Linked DNA regions of Mus musculus: region 1 is linked to region 2. Evidence: chromatin loops called from intact Hi-C (ENCODE). Cell type or tissue: heart. All regions are shown on one strand. Links, peaks and the distances in the headings refer to the core of each region. The heading gives the core; the rest is flanking DNA.

Region 1 (6,953 bases), core at 1,255-6,254, 52 kb before region 2:
CCACCATTCCTGGCTTCTGCCTGCTTTTGTATGACCTGAATGCTAACTGTATTTTTAACATGCTAAAAAAAAAAGCAGAAAAGTAATATTTTGTTACATGTAAGAATAATATGAAATTCAAATTTCAATTCCTATAAGTTGGATTTGAGTGGAACGTGGTGTGCTCATTCTTGAATATATATTGTCTCTGGTTACTTTTGTTCTGTAATGGCAAAAAGTTAAATAAGTATGGTAAAAACCAGTGGCTAAAGTGTTTGGCTCTTTGTCTATAATCCCAGCATTTAGGAAATTGAGGCAGGAGGATTATGAGTTTAAGGCCAGCCTGGGCTGCAGAATGAGACCCTGGATCAGACAGACAAAAGATTTGGTTCTTCATAGAAGTTTTGTATTCCTCTGTTCTCATTCCCCACAGTTAGCCTAGAACAAATGCTGCTTAGTAGGTATGTGCTTGAATGAGACAACTGTCAGCACTAGATTAGGGGTGAACTCCTCAGCCAGATTTCAGAAGTTATCCATTTGCCCGAGGTCTTAATAGCTAATGGTAGGTCCAGGAACAGAACCTGGACTAGTGCCTAGGAACCACTGCAAACTGCATCTCCCCGGATTTTTCCTGGGAAGCTGCCCTAGCATGTTAAGCTGCATTGTTGCTAGCAGAGAATTGGAAGTCTTTAGCCCCTTTAGTTTCATTAAGCCATCTCATCCTCTCCACCTTCCTTTTTATTGTTCTATGCTTTCTTCCTTCCATTTTCCACCTACCAGACACCTCCCCAACTTTCTACCCAAAGTTTCATACTGGCTAGATAAAGGGATTATTATTCTTTACTGTGGAAAAACTATCTGTTTATAATGTGGGCCCAGACTAGAATGGAAAAGTTGAAGCTGTTTTCTTTCCCTTCCCCACTGCAAAGAATCTTTCCTACCACCCTAACATTCAAGTCATTTTTATTCCTCACAACATATGTACTATCTGGGAGCAGAGTGCATACAGGGAGAAGGGGCTTCACCATCACTAAAGTCCAGTGTGCCAACATTGCTGCCAATGTTTTCCCTCTGTGAAGTGGCTTCTAGGAGAAGACGATACCCACCCCTTTGGCCTGAAAACTCAGAGCACACCTGCATGGCTGTGATTGCCATGAGCACTGTGCCAAGTATGCTCACCAGGAAACCAAAACTCTCAGATAAACAGTCAAGCTAAAGAAAGGCAGTTCCTTTCAGGAAGAGCCCCTGCTTCCCCCTTGTGAATTTGAGTGTGAGTGTGAGAGAGAGAGAGAGAGAGAGAGTGTGTGTGTGTGTGTGTGTGTGTGTGTGTGTGTATGTATTAGGGGCGTGCATGAATGTGAATGTGAGTTCCTGTACCTAAACATATGCATGCGGAGGCCAGAGTAAGACATCTGGTGTCTTCTATTATCTTAACTGCCTTGAGACAGGGCCTCTCACTGAACTAGAAGCGTTGTTTTGGCTACCTGGCCAGCTAGTGAGCTCTCAGGAGCTCCTTATCTCCACCCCACAATATAGATACATGTTTTATAGGCTTTAATGTGGATGCTAGGGATTCTAACTTCAGTCCTCAGGTCCTCAAACTTGAATAGCAAGTGATCTTAACCTACTAAGCCATCTCTTCCAGACCCTAAATCTCAATTTCTTACGTGTTTTTGTAGCTGCACCTGAATACCCATTTCAGAGATATCTTAAAATGAGTGTTTGTAAAATATATAGCCTTGCCACCATTGGACTCTAGTAGACAATAGACATGCTCACATGTCAGGCACATTTATGGTTATGAGAATCCCATTGGACCATAGACAATGCGTTCCCTAGAGGCATTATGTGATCATAGCCTCTGATTATAAAATTACACAGAGCCTTGACTATAATCTCAGGTTAAACAAAGAAGAATCATGTGTAAAGGGTCACTTGAGAGTTCTAGGGTTAAATGACATTGTTTGGGGTTTGATTTCCATAGTCATCTTGCCTGCCTGCCTGCCCTTTCTTCCATCTTCTCTTCCTCATCCTTCAGGATTGTTTGTTTGTTTTGGTTGTTTTTTGAAGGAATATCAACTATGTAGCCAGGCTGACCTTGTACTAGTGATCTTTCTGTCTCAACCTCTCAAGTGCTAGGATTACAGATGTGTGTTTTCACACCTAGATGTTGTCTCTCCCATCTATAGCTCAAGATTTGGAATTATACTAACAAAAGTATTAGAGAAGCATTAACCAAAGGCCAGATTTTCCTTTGGTCTTTTCTATAAACAGAGATTTATTTATTGGAGGCTCCATTTTAGGTGTGACAGAGGAAGCATATCTTGTTGTGCAGAAGCACAATTCGTGATCTTCATGGGAAGATCAGGATTAAAAACAAACTGTGTGTGTGTGCTACTCACACTACCTTTCTTGGACTAGAGGAACTAGGACCCCACTGTGGGAAGTCTCTTCCAGCTCTGTCTGCTTGATCCGAAGAAACTTGAGTTATGACCTCACTTGACCTCTTTCATGCTGCTATTAAAGAGGAACAACAATCTTTAAGAATGTCAGGTTGGTGTGTTGTATAGACTAATAAAAATGATTGGACAGCACATGACATATAAGGTGTGATGTAACTTCTAAATAACAACAGAGTTGTTATGTGACCTACTGTTGAGTCACACTGCACAGTGGACTTTGTGAAGACAACACCTTTGCTCTCATGAAAACATGAACTGAATACCCTGAGTCACTGTTTGTCCAGGTTAAGAGATTTGGAGCAGGTGTTAAATCTGACTGATGAAGGATTGCTTACTTGAGGAATCCCTGATGTTTTCCACAAAGCTCATTTTTGCATATTTTGATGATCTCAATTGAGGTGGCCTGCTGACTTAGATCAAATGCTTTGCGTTCTCAGTTCAGAAGATACTGACAACTCAGTGTTCTTTGTTTCTGATACCCTCTCCCCATGTTGCCATGATGCATAATACCATGTTAAGCATCACAGTTCACACAATGCAATTTTGAGATAGTGGGAAAAGCAGCCATCTGTATCTCTATACAGCAGAGTGAGAAAGTAAAGTACTTAGTTTTTAAAAGATAAAAATTGTTGGGGCTGGTGAGATGGCTCAGTGGGTAAGAGCACCTGACTGCTCTTCCAAAGGTCCGGAGTTCAAATCCCAGCAACCACATGGTGGCTCACAACCATCTGTAACAAGATCTGACACCCTCTTCTGGAGTGTCTGAAGACAGCTACAGTGTACTTATATATAATAAATTAATAAATAAATAAATTAATAAATTAAAAACAATTGTTGAGAACCAGATTCTTTATGATAGGATGTAGCTTTGGCCCTAAGCACTACTGTAGCAGAGAGATTTTGTCAGACTTCTTTGGCTCGCCTCACCATCTCAGGAGGACCTGAGTTAGATAATGTATACCAAGCTGGGGGTGGTAGGACAGCAGATAGATAGGAAATGTACATAAAGGACACCATTTCTGTGCCTAATGGAGAGAGGAACTTAGGTGGATGTTGGGTAGCTTACCTGGGCACATAATTGCAAGTGCTGGAACTGGCTGATATTTATGTTCATCTGACTCTGTTCATGACTTTGCTGGCATTGGCCTACCTGTACTGAATGGGAGGTGTCCTTGGACCCATTTCTTAAGTTTCCTGATTGAAGGGTGAAGGCCAGCTCTCAGAGACTTGTTCTGATAATGAATAAAGACCCTATCTGTGTTCTTTCCTGTATCAAAAGGATACAGGAGTCATCTCTAGGTTACCATGTTTTCTTCTGAAGTTGTGTTCTTACCCACAGTGGCTCTTGGTTGTTTGGTTCCAGTTTAGGCACAGGGCTTGCCAAGGCAGTTCTATTCTTAGAAAGGAACAATGGGGGCCATAGCAATGTGTTTCTAAATGAGGATGTAGTTCCCAAAACATCCGCAAAGCATCTTCCTGTCAGCTGCAAACCCTACTGACAGAAGTGATGTAATCTCTCCGTGGGGTAATTACCTGTGACTATAAAAAGACTTGAGGATTGTGGTAGGAGCTGGATAGGTCAATTGCTGGGTTTGTTGAACCCTGGTATCATGAAAAGACATTGAGAAATTATTCTCTGCAGACTAATTGTGCCATGTTTAGAACAGGTACATGTCTTTCTAATAAATAAGACCTGAGCCCACCAAACTGATTACCTGCCTGAATCTTAGTTTAAAATCCTCATTAAACAGAAACTTATATCTGTTCAGCAGTGGGTATCCCTTTACTGTGGTCTAACTTGTTAACTTGGAAGGTGTTTTGTTTTGTTTTGTTTTAAATCTGTCCATCTTTTCATCAAAAGAAGATGACAACATACTAAAAACAAAGAGAAAAAAAGAAAGAAAATGAGTTGGTATTCAGAGTCTCTAATGATTGTGGGTAGGTTTATAGATGAACTCTTTGTATTACCTCCTACCCACTGGAAGATTCCATTCTTCTTTGTCACTTGGAGTATAAACCTTTGAAGGGTGTGAGCAGCTTCCCACTCTAGGTGGCTTATGCTGCTGTGGCTGGGTGCCAGGACTGTGGTAAGGTAGGCATGACTTTGGCCTGCCCGGTGTTTACCTTTGGAGGCCAGAGAGACAGCAGTGTTTAAAAGACAGCCTTTCCATGGTTCCATGTGAATAAGACTTCATTGATAGCTTAGCTCTTCCAACTCACTTGAGCAAATTAAATACAAGGATATCTGAATTCATGAGAGGATAAGGTTAATATTAAATTCTTACAATTTATTTGTATAGAAGTGTGAATGGGTCAGATAGATTCAGTTCATGTGTACCTTCAGTAGTGACTGTCATAGAGCCACTGAGGTCAGTAGTGTAGCTTTGTATTTATTATATGTAGCTGCCGTTTGGTTCACCTCCCACCTTGTGTTTGTGTGTGTAGCATGCATGTATGTGGGGTCATATGTACATGGAAGCCTGAAGTTGACCTTTGGAGTCTTCCTTGATCACTGTCCACTTTATTCATTGAGCCAAGGATCTCTTCTCACTTGAACCATAGCTTACCAGTCTGACCGGTCTAGCTAGCCAGCTTGTTCTAGGGATCTTCTATTTACCCCCCCTTTTTCCTTTTTTCAAACTAAATTTATTTCTTCACTCTACATCCCAATATCAGATCCCCTCACCTTCCAGTACCCCCTCATGCAGATTCTTCCCTCATTCCACCTTCCCCTTTGCAAAGAGGAAGTTCCTTTAGTGTGTTAGCGCCCCCCCCCCCCCCATTACCCAAGCCTCACAAGTTAAGTTGCTGTGGGACTAACTGCATCCTCCCCCACTGAGGCTAAGTTTCTGTCTGCAAGCATAACTGTATCATTAATAGCATTAGGAATTGGTTCTTGCCCATGGGATGGGTCTCAATTTGGGGCAGTCATTGGTTGGCCTTTTCCTCCATCTCTGCTCTATCTTTGTCCCTGTACTTAGACAAGACACATTTTGGGTCAAAGGTTTATGGGTAGGTTACTGTCCTTATTCCTCAACTGGGAGTCCTGCCTGGCTAGAGGAAGTGGCCACTTCCGGATCCACATCCCCCATTGCTAGGATCACCCAATATATCCCCTGGGGCCTCTACCGGGTCTCTTGTATGTCCTAGAAATTGCCTCCTCCCCTCTCCCCCGCCCCCCGTCCCCCCCCCCCTGGCCCCCGGCCCCCGGCCCCCGGCCAATTTGCATTCTCTCTTCCCTGCTCTCCCTACTTCTGATTTTCCCACCCCCAATTCCCTCCTTCTATCAGCATCTGATATCTATTTTGTTTCCCTTCCTGAGAAAGATTCAACCATCTTCTCTTGGGCCCTCCTTGTTATTTGTCTTCTTTGAGTCCGTTGATTATTGTGTGGTTATCCATACTTTATGGCTAATATCCACTTATAAGTGAGTATATACCATGCATGCTCTTTTGGTTCTGGTTTACCTCATTCAGGATAATATTTTCTAGCTCTATCCATTTGCCTGTGAAATTCACGATGTCCTTGTTTTTAATGACTGAATAGTATTCAATTGTGTACAATGAACCACATTTTCTTTGTCCATTCTTCAACTGAGGGATATCTGAGTTGTTTCCAGTTTCTGGATATTATGAATAAGGCTGCTATGAACAAGTTGAGCATAGTTGATCAAGTGTCCTTGTGGGATATTAGAACATCTTTTGGGTATATGGCCAGGAGTGGTATAGCTGGGTCTTAAGATAGATGTATTCCCAATTTTTTGAGAAACCACCAAATTGATTTTCAGAGTGGTTATACAAGTTTGCACTCCCATCAGCAGTAGAGTATTCTCCTTTCTCCAAAACCACGCCAGCTTGTGCTGTCCCTTGAGTTTTGATCTTAGGCATTCTCAGAGTCATTTTTACTTACATTTCCCTGGTGACTAAGGATGTTGAACATTTCTTTGGGTGCTTCTTGGCCATTCAAGATTGCTGTGTTAAGAATTCTCTGTAGCTCTGTATCCCATTTTTTAATTGGGTTATTTGGTTTGTTGGTGTCTAGCTTCTTGAGTTCTTTATGTATTTTGAATATTAGCCCCCTGTCAGAGATAAGGTTGGTGAAGATCTTTTCCCAATCTGTAGGCTATTGTTTTGTCCTATTAGTAGTGTCCTTTACCTTACAGTAGCTTTTCAGTTTCATGAGGTCCCATTTATTAATTGTTGACCTTAGTGCCTAAGCTATTGGTGTTCTGTTCAGGCAGTTGTCTTCTGTACTGACAAGTTCAAGGCTATTCCCGACTCTCTATTCTATTATATTTAGTATGTCTGGTTTTAATTTGAGGTCTTTGGTCCATTTGGACTTAAGTTTTGTGCAGGGTGATAAATGCAGATTTATTTGTATTCTTCTACATGCTGACATCCAGTTAGACCAGCACCATTTGTTGAGATGCTCTCCCTTTTCCGTTGTATGGTTTTGGCTTCCTTGTCAAAAATCAAGTGTTCATAGGTATGTGAATTTATTTCTGTGTCTTCA
Region 2 (6,953 bases), core at 731-5,730:
GCAGAAGCAAGATTGGGGGTTCAAGGCCAGCCATGACTACAGTGAGACCCTGCCATTAAAAGGGGGGAGAGGTATGTAGGTCAATGGAACAGCACTTCCCTGGCATCATCAAAGGCCTCAGAAGTTTGAACCCTAGCACCACAAGGAAAGATGTATTTAAGGAAGAAGGCAGTGAGGACTGAATTAAAAACAATTGGGAGTGGTGGTGCACACAGATCTCTGACCTACATAGCAAATTCCAGGCCAGCCGGGGATGCATAGTGAAATACTAATGACAAGCGGGGCAGTTGTGGCGCACACCTTTAATCCTAACACTTGGGAGGCCAAGGCAGAGGCAGGTGGATTTCTGGGTTTGAGGCCACCCTGGTCTACAGAGTGAGTTCCAGGACAGCCAGGGCTACACAGAGAAACCCTGTCTCGGAAAGAAAAAAAAAATACTAATGATGGTAGATAAGTAGATAGACTGATTGATTAAGTGATAATGGAGAACAGATCACAAGACAAAGAAGACAGGAACTTAGGTGTGGTGGAGATGTGTTTGAAAGAGTCAAACTCAAAATACAGCAACAGAGTTTCTATGGAGTGCATTCTGGGCTCAGTCTGCACTTCCCTAGTCCCTAGCAACTTACTGGACTGAGGCAGGGGTAGGAGTAGTGGCATGATGGTGAACGTGAGCTTTATAAATAAAGAAATGGGCTTAAGAGTGTAAATGCTGGGGTAGTGGGATCATAGGTTCAAGGCTAGGTTGGGCTGTATAGCAAGAGACTGTCTAAAACAACAAAACCCCAAATCAGGGTGATTGGTCTAGGAAGCACAGAATCTTAGGTTCTGTCCCCAGTACTACAATAATGGTTAATAGCAATCAAAAAGTGCGTTATTATAAAGTCACACTGCTATGAAATGGTAGAAACTAGAATTCAAATCTGTCTTCCAGCCTTCATTCTTAATATATGCCCCAGGGAGCTCTGCCTATAACCCCAAGTTACCTCAGGATGCAAGAACAGAAAACCATTCAAACTAGCTCTACCAAGAGAGCTTGAAGGTTGTTTCCCCAGCCCCCTGGAACTTAGTGTCCAAGGGAAGACAAAGCACAGATGGTACAGTGGCCATTTGCTTCTCAGTTCTGCAGTTGAAGATACAGAGCTGTCCTGCTAATGTGTCTTCTGGCCACCTGGTAGCAGAGCAGGAATGGAGCTGAGTGCTAGAGTATGTTTCTGTCCCACACCCTCAGTAAGTCTGCATTTCTGCTTGGTTTTTTTTTTTTTTTTTTTTTTTGGTTTTTTGGTTTTTCGAGACAGGGTTTCTCTGTGAAGCCCTGGCTGTCCTGGAACTCACTCTGTTTGAGGCTAGCCTGCCTCTGCCTCCCCAGTGCTGGGATTAAAGGCATGTGCCACCGCGCCAGGCTAACTTTTTTTTAATTGAGAAAAAAACTTGGATACAATGTATTTTTATCATGTCCACCCTACTCCTCCCAGATCCTAGTTTCTCTACCCACCCAACTTTAAGTTCTCTCTTGCTCGCTCTCTTTCCCTCCTTCTCCCTCCCCCTCCCCCTCCCTCCCCTTTCCTCCCTCTTTCTCCCTCGATCCATTTCCCATGTGTCCTGGGCCAGCCAGCCTCTTCCTCTCTCCTCTACCCCCTTCCCCAGATCCTCTTCCCTTCCTGCCAAAAAAAATCGTCCTTCCACTAGGCCTGTCATATGACTGATTCCTCTGAGGGAATCACCTTGCCCTGCTCTCTGAGGTGCTCCCTCCTCCCGCATGACACCACTGCCGTTTATCAAACACAACACTTAAGATCTTTCTGCCTCCTCTAATGCATAGATCCCTGAGTGGGAGAGGGCGGTGCTGGGGGGAGCAGTGATGCCGTCATCCCACTTAGGATTGAGTGCTCCAAAGGTTTTCACTTTATCAAAGTGGCTTTGGGAAGGGCTTGGCTTTGCCCCAGCAGTCAATATGGTTCCTGGTCCTAGGAGAGCCAAGTGAGCTGGGAGCCATCCTGCAGCCCCTGTTCTCTTTGTTCCCAAAAACCTTGGACATAGAATAAGCAGCCAAAGGGGAATATGAACAGCCCACCCCACTGTGGAGTTGGTGGCCTGCCTTCTCAACTAGCCCAGAGAAGAAAAACATAATCGCCAGGTCCCACCCATGCAGTGAAGAAGTGAATCCCACCAGGGACTGCTGTGTTTTATAAAAAGAAAAGGAAAAAAAAAAAAAAAACAGGAATATGTTGGGTGGAGGTAAGGTATGGTGTGGGAGAAGGGGGTGCCTCTGTGGACCCATGCTGAGGCATCCCTTCCCCCTGAGGGACCAGCCACATGATGGTATAGTATAGAATAGTTTATTCAGGGCATGGGGAGGGAAGGAGAGAGAGAGAGAGAGAGAGAGAGAGAGAGAGAGAGAGAGAGAAGCAGCCCCTTTTATAGTGAGTCAGGCGTACCTGGCTGTTGCCAGGTAATTGTGGGGCAGAGCCTAGACAAAATGCCAACAGGGACATTGGCCTGTGAGAAAGCCACTTTTACAAGGCACAGGCCATTTACCCATTTCATAAGTGAAAAAAAAAAAAAAAAGAAAAGAAAAGAAAAGAAAAGAAAAGAAAAGAAAAGAAAAAAGTAACTCAGGCGGATCCAAGTGCAGCCCAAGGCCACCTTAAGTAGCCAGTCTCCCACTGAGCTAGGATTTGAATCCAGGCTCCTGGATTGAGCCCCATGGGGACTACTAGTCACCTCTACATCCCACTGCTTTGGTCATTACTTTCTGGGAATACCTCCCCCAGCACCTGGCCCTAGTCTAAGTATTATCCTGGCCAAAATTTCCTCCCAAGAGTTCCCGAGGCCATCCCATGTAAAGCTGAGCCCCCGGTCTCCCTCCCACCCCCCCCCCCATCCCTGGTGTGGCTTTGCCCGAGCAGTTGGCACAATGAGCCACCCTGCAACTCCTGTCTGCCCCTGGCCCAGAGGAATTGTGTCTTGCAGCTTTTCTTCAGGAAATAGTGCTGGGGCATTTCCAGGGTTTTCCCTTTCATTGTTAAATGAGATACTATTTGACTGTGAGCTTGTTTTGGGATGGTACACATTCCTGAGCTGGGCTTGGTTCTCCTGCAAGTTGTTTGCGAACATTATAAAACCACAAGAAAGTCCCATCCCATGCCCTGGAGGGGAACAGCTGCCTGGTTTTCTGGACTTCCCCTGACACCCCTGTGTCCTGGGAAAAGGAAATTTCGCAACTTGGATGTGGCCCCAGCAGTCTGCGGGGGCAGCTTAGACTTTATAAGTCTGAGATAGCGGTTGGGTCTAGGCTTCTCAACTTAGTCCTGCAAGGCAGAAGGTCTGGCAAGTGTGGACATCTCCCCAGAGGAACTTCCCTTGGGGAATAACAGTGTGACCTCCAGTGAAGACAGCTTGTTTGTAGATGAAGCCTGCCAGCTGAGCTCAACATCTGGAGAGTCGGGGGAAGGGGAGGGGGCATGTGAAACAAGTTCTTTGGTTCAGCACAAACACATCAGGCATATGCTGCCTCATTTCGGGGTGGGGATGGGGGTGGGGCACTGGTTTCCTGAAGCCCTTGAGTGGCTGTTCTCAGAGACTAGGTGGGACTTTACGCCACCGCCACTCTAGCGGATGGCCGCTTCCTACCTCTGCTCCAGTCATTTCAGAGCTCATTCCGTTTTGAATGTGTTCAGTAAACTATTATCTGGCATCACACAAAGTCTGATACTAGCTTCTCAGAAGGCAGTGGTGAGTGAGACTCAGTTTACCCCTCAAAGCATGTGTACAGTGGGGAAGAGGGCTTTACAAAGAAGACCACGGTAAGGATGGAAAGCTGTAAAGACCAATTGGCAGAGTGGCTGCGGAGTGAAGAGGTGGGTCGGTGCTGTGGGGGAGGAGCATAGTGTCCCCCATGAAAGAAGATGCCTCTTGCTTTGTGTCTTAGAGAATAAATTATGGTTTAATACTTTTCACGGAGAAGTGAGCAAGGGGCTATTGAGCAAAATGGGAAGAGGAGGGTCTTTCAGGTTATAGACATCCACAGGAATAAGAAGTGAGTAAATAAGTAGCAAATTCTAAAGTGAGGAACATAAAAAAATTATTGTTCCTCCTCCTTTTCTCTCTCTCTTTCTCTCTCTTTCTCTCTCTTTCTCTCTCTTTCTCTCTCTCTCTCTCTCTCTCTCTCTCTCTCTCTCTCTCTCTCTCTCTCTTCCTCCTCCTCCTCCTCTTCCCCCTCTTCCCCCTCCTCCCCCTCCTCCCTCCTCTTTGGAGATTTAAAAAAATAAGGTCTGATATGAGGCAAATCAAACCTATGATAATCTTTAAATCAGCTCAGATTAAGAGTACCTTTCTCAGCCGGGCGTGGTGGCGCACTCCTTTAATCCCAGCACTTGAGAGGCAGAGGCAGGCGGATTTCTGAGTTCGAGGCCAGCCTGGTCTACAAAGTGAGTTCCAGGACAGCCAGGGCTATAAAGAGAAACCCTGTCTCGAAAAACAAACAAACAAACAAAAAGAGTACCTTTCTCTTCAAGGATAGACTTCAATATTCCCTCCTGGCTGTCCTAGAACTCTGTAGACCAGACTGACCTTGAACTCTTTTTTTTTTTTTTTTTTTTTTTTTTTTTTTGGTTTTTGGAGACAGGGTTTCTCTGTGTGACCCTGGCTGTTCTGGAACTCACTTTATAAACTAGGCTGACCTCGAACTCAGAAATCTGCCTGCCTCTGCCTCCCAAGTGCTGGGATTAAAGGTGTGCACCCACTACTGCCGGATTTGGCCTTGAACTCTTAAGTCCTCCTACCTCTGCCTCCCAAGTGCTAGTAAAGACATGCACCACTTCTGCCTGGAGACTTCATTGATTTTCAACCAAAGACACAGCAACAGGATACCCACAGACAAGTGCAGAGCCTTCCCTCCTGAAGTCTGTGGCTTACTAACAGCTGAGCAGAACTTCCTAGGGACCAACTGGCTTCTCTCTCTGCAGATGGAGGCATTTGAGGTGTCCAGTACAGGCCCTGCTTTCTCTTTGGCTGGGACAACACAGGGTGCATGCACTGCCTGAGAGTGACTTCCTGTCAGCAACAACCAGGCAGCTAGCTACTCAAAGTTAAAAATTAAACTGTTTACCGTTTTTCTTAGTGATTTCCAGAAATGAGGGGGCGGGAATCAAGCCCTGTGGCCCCAGGTCTGTAATCCTATCTACTCAGAAAGCGGAGGCAGGAGGATTGGAAACTCAAGGCCTGCCTGAGCTCCCAACTCGGTTTTAACCCAACACGGCTAACTTACCAAAACCCTGTAGAAACATAGCTCAGCGGCAGAGTGATTGATGCCTTCCATGCACGAGGCCCCAGGTTCAAACACCAGTGCTGAGCCAAAAGGGGTGATAGTGAACCTGGAGGGACAACACTGAACCCCACTGGGGACAGTACTTCCACCCAGTCACAACGTTCTTCTTGTCCATTTCTATTTTTCATTGGAGGCATCCAGAAACGGTCAAGCTATTTAATAATAGTGGCCATGAAAGCATCAGGAGTTATATCTCTGGCCTGCTAGGTTGATGGAAGACACAAGGAAAACAAGAGTAAAATTGGAAATATTCCTTGTGGAAAGTAATTTGACGACAGCCATTAAAATTACAACATAGATCCTTATCCTCGCTCCTTCTCTCAACAATTCATTCCTAAAGATGTGCGGCCAGGAACAGAGAGATGGCTCAGGGGTTAACAGTACTTGGTATTCCATTAGGACCCAAGTGCTGATCCCAATACCTACATCAGCTGGCTCGGCTCACAAACCCCCTGTGCTTGCAGATGCACAGGATCTTCTGGTCTTTACACACACTCGTCCTCACCGCCCCCCCCCTTTTTTTTCCTCCACAGACACAATTTAAAAAAAAAAATCTTGGGTTGGAGAGAGCACTAGCAGTTAAAAGTATTTGTTGCTCTTGCAGAAGACCCGGATTCAGCTCCCATCACTCATGGTGACTCACAGCCCACCATAACTCCAGTTCCGCAGAATCTAATGCCTTTGTCTGATCTCCACTGGGCATCACGCATGCAGGTGGTGCACATGCGTGCATAGAAAGCTCCTGAATGGTGCTGGCTTTGATGGTTCATGGCTTTAACCCCAGCATTCTGGAGCCAGAGGCAGATCGACCTCTATGAGTTCCAAGCCAGTCTGGTCTAAATGTGAGTTCCAGGCAAGACCCTGTCTAAAAAAAAAAAAAAAAAAAAATAATTGAGGGTCATTCTCTGGTGCATAGCAAATCAAGGTCAGCCTTGGCTACCAAGTCTCAAACAAAAGGAAGCATCATGCGCTGAGGAGAATCACCTAGCTGGGTATTTAGGAAGATCCCTTTAGGAAAAAACAAACAAAAAACAAAAACAAAACAAAAACGGCGCTGGAGATGGCTCAGTGGTTAAGAGCGCTGACTGCTCTTCCAAAAGTCCTGAGTTCAAATCCCAGCAACCACATGGTGGCTCACAACCATCTATACATCTATAGTGTACTCATATACATAAAATAAATAAATAAATCTTTTTAAAAACAAAAAACAAAACAAAACAACAAGAAGAAAAGAAGAAAATGGCAGGAGCCTTACAGTGCCAGACTGCAATGGGGTAGACAAGGTGAATTCATGGCTCTCTTTCCTTTTTTTTTTTTTTTTTTGGTTTTTCTGTATAGCCCTGGGTGTCCTGGAACTCACTTTGTAGACCAGGCTGGCCTCGAACTCAGAAATCCGCCTGCCTCTGCCTCCCAAGTGCTGGGAATAAAGGCATGCGCCACCACCACCATGTCTTTCTTTTCTCTTCTCTTCTCTTCTCTTCTCTTCTCTTCTCTTCTCTTCTCTTCTCTTCTTTTCATTTCTTTCATTCATTCTTTTTAGCAGAGTATCCCTGGCTGCCTGGATCTCTTTATTTAGACCAGGCTGGCCTCTAAATCACATAGATCTGACTGCCTCTGTCTGCTC

Evidence for each region. Hi-C counts contacts between places; a loop is a spot of excess contacts. Peaks named below come from ENCODE experiments on the same cell type or tissue, not always from the same donor. Only the 100,000 strongest peaks of a DNase experiment are listed, where the experiment ranks them.
Region 1: a loop joins it to region 2, with 5 times the contacts of the local background. A loop is called at or near these places in 5 of 42 quality-filtered maps.

What each region holds. Positions count from the first base shown.
Region 1 is chr12:80,829,862-80,836,814 of GRCm38, forward strand. All of the region lies in intron 2 of Susd6 (sushi domain containing 6), which reads left to right. Among named protein-coding and RNA genes, the nearest start is that of Susd6, 43 kb to the left of the region's middle. In heart, for the core only: a CTCF peak has its summit at 3,917; DNase peaks (open chromatin) are centred at 3,860 and 5,510.
Region 2 is chr12:80,882,256-80,889,208 of GRCm38, forward strand. No RefSeq gene overlaps it. Among named protein-coding and RNA genes, the nearest start is that of Gm23298, 26 kb to the right of the region's middle. In heart, for the core only: no CTCF peak of the experiment used is centred there; DNase peaks (open chromatin) are centred at 1,826 and 3,306; H3K4me3 peaks cover 856 bases.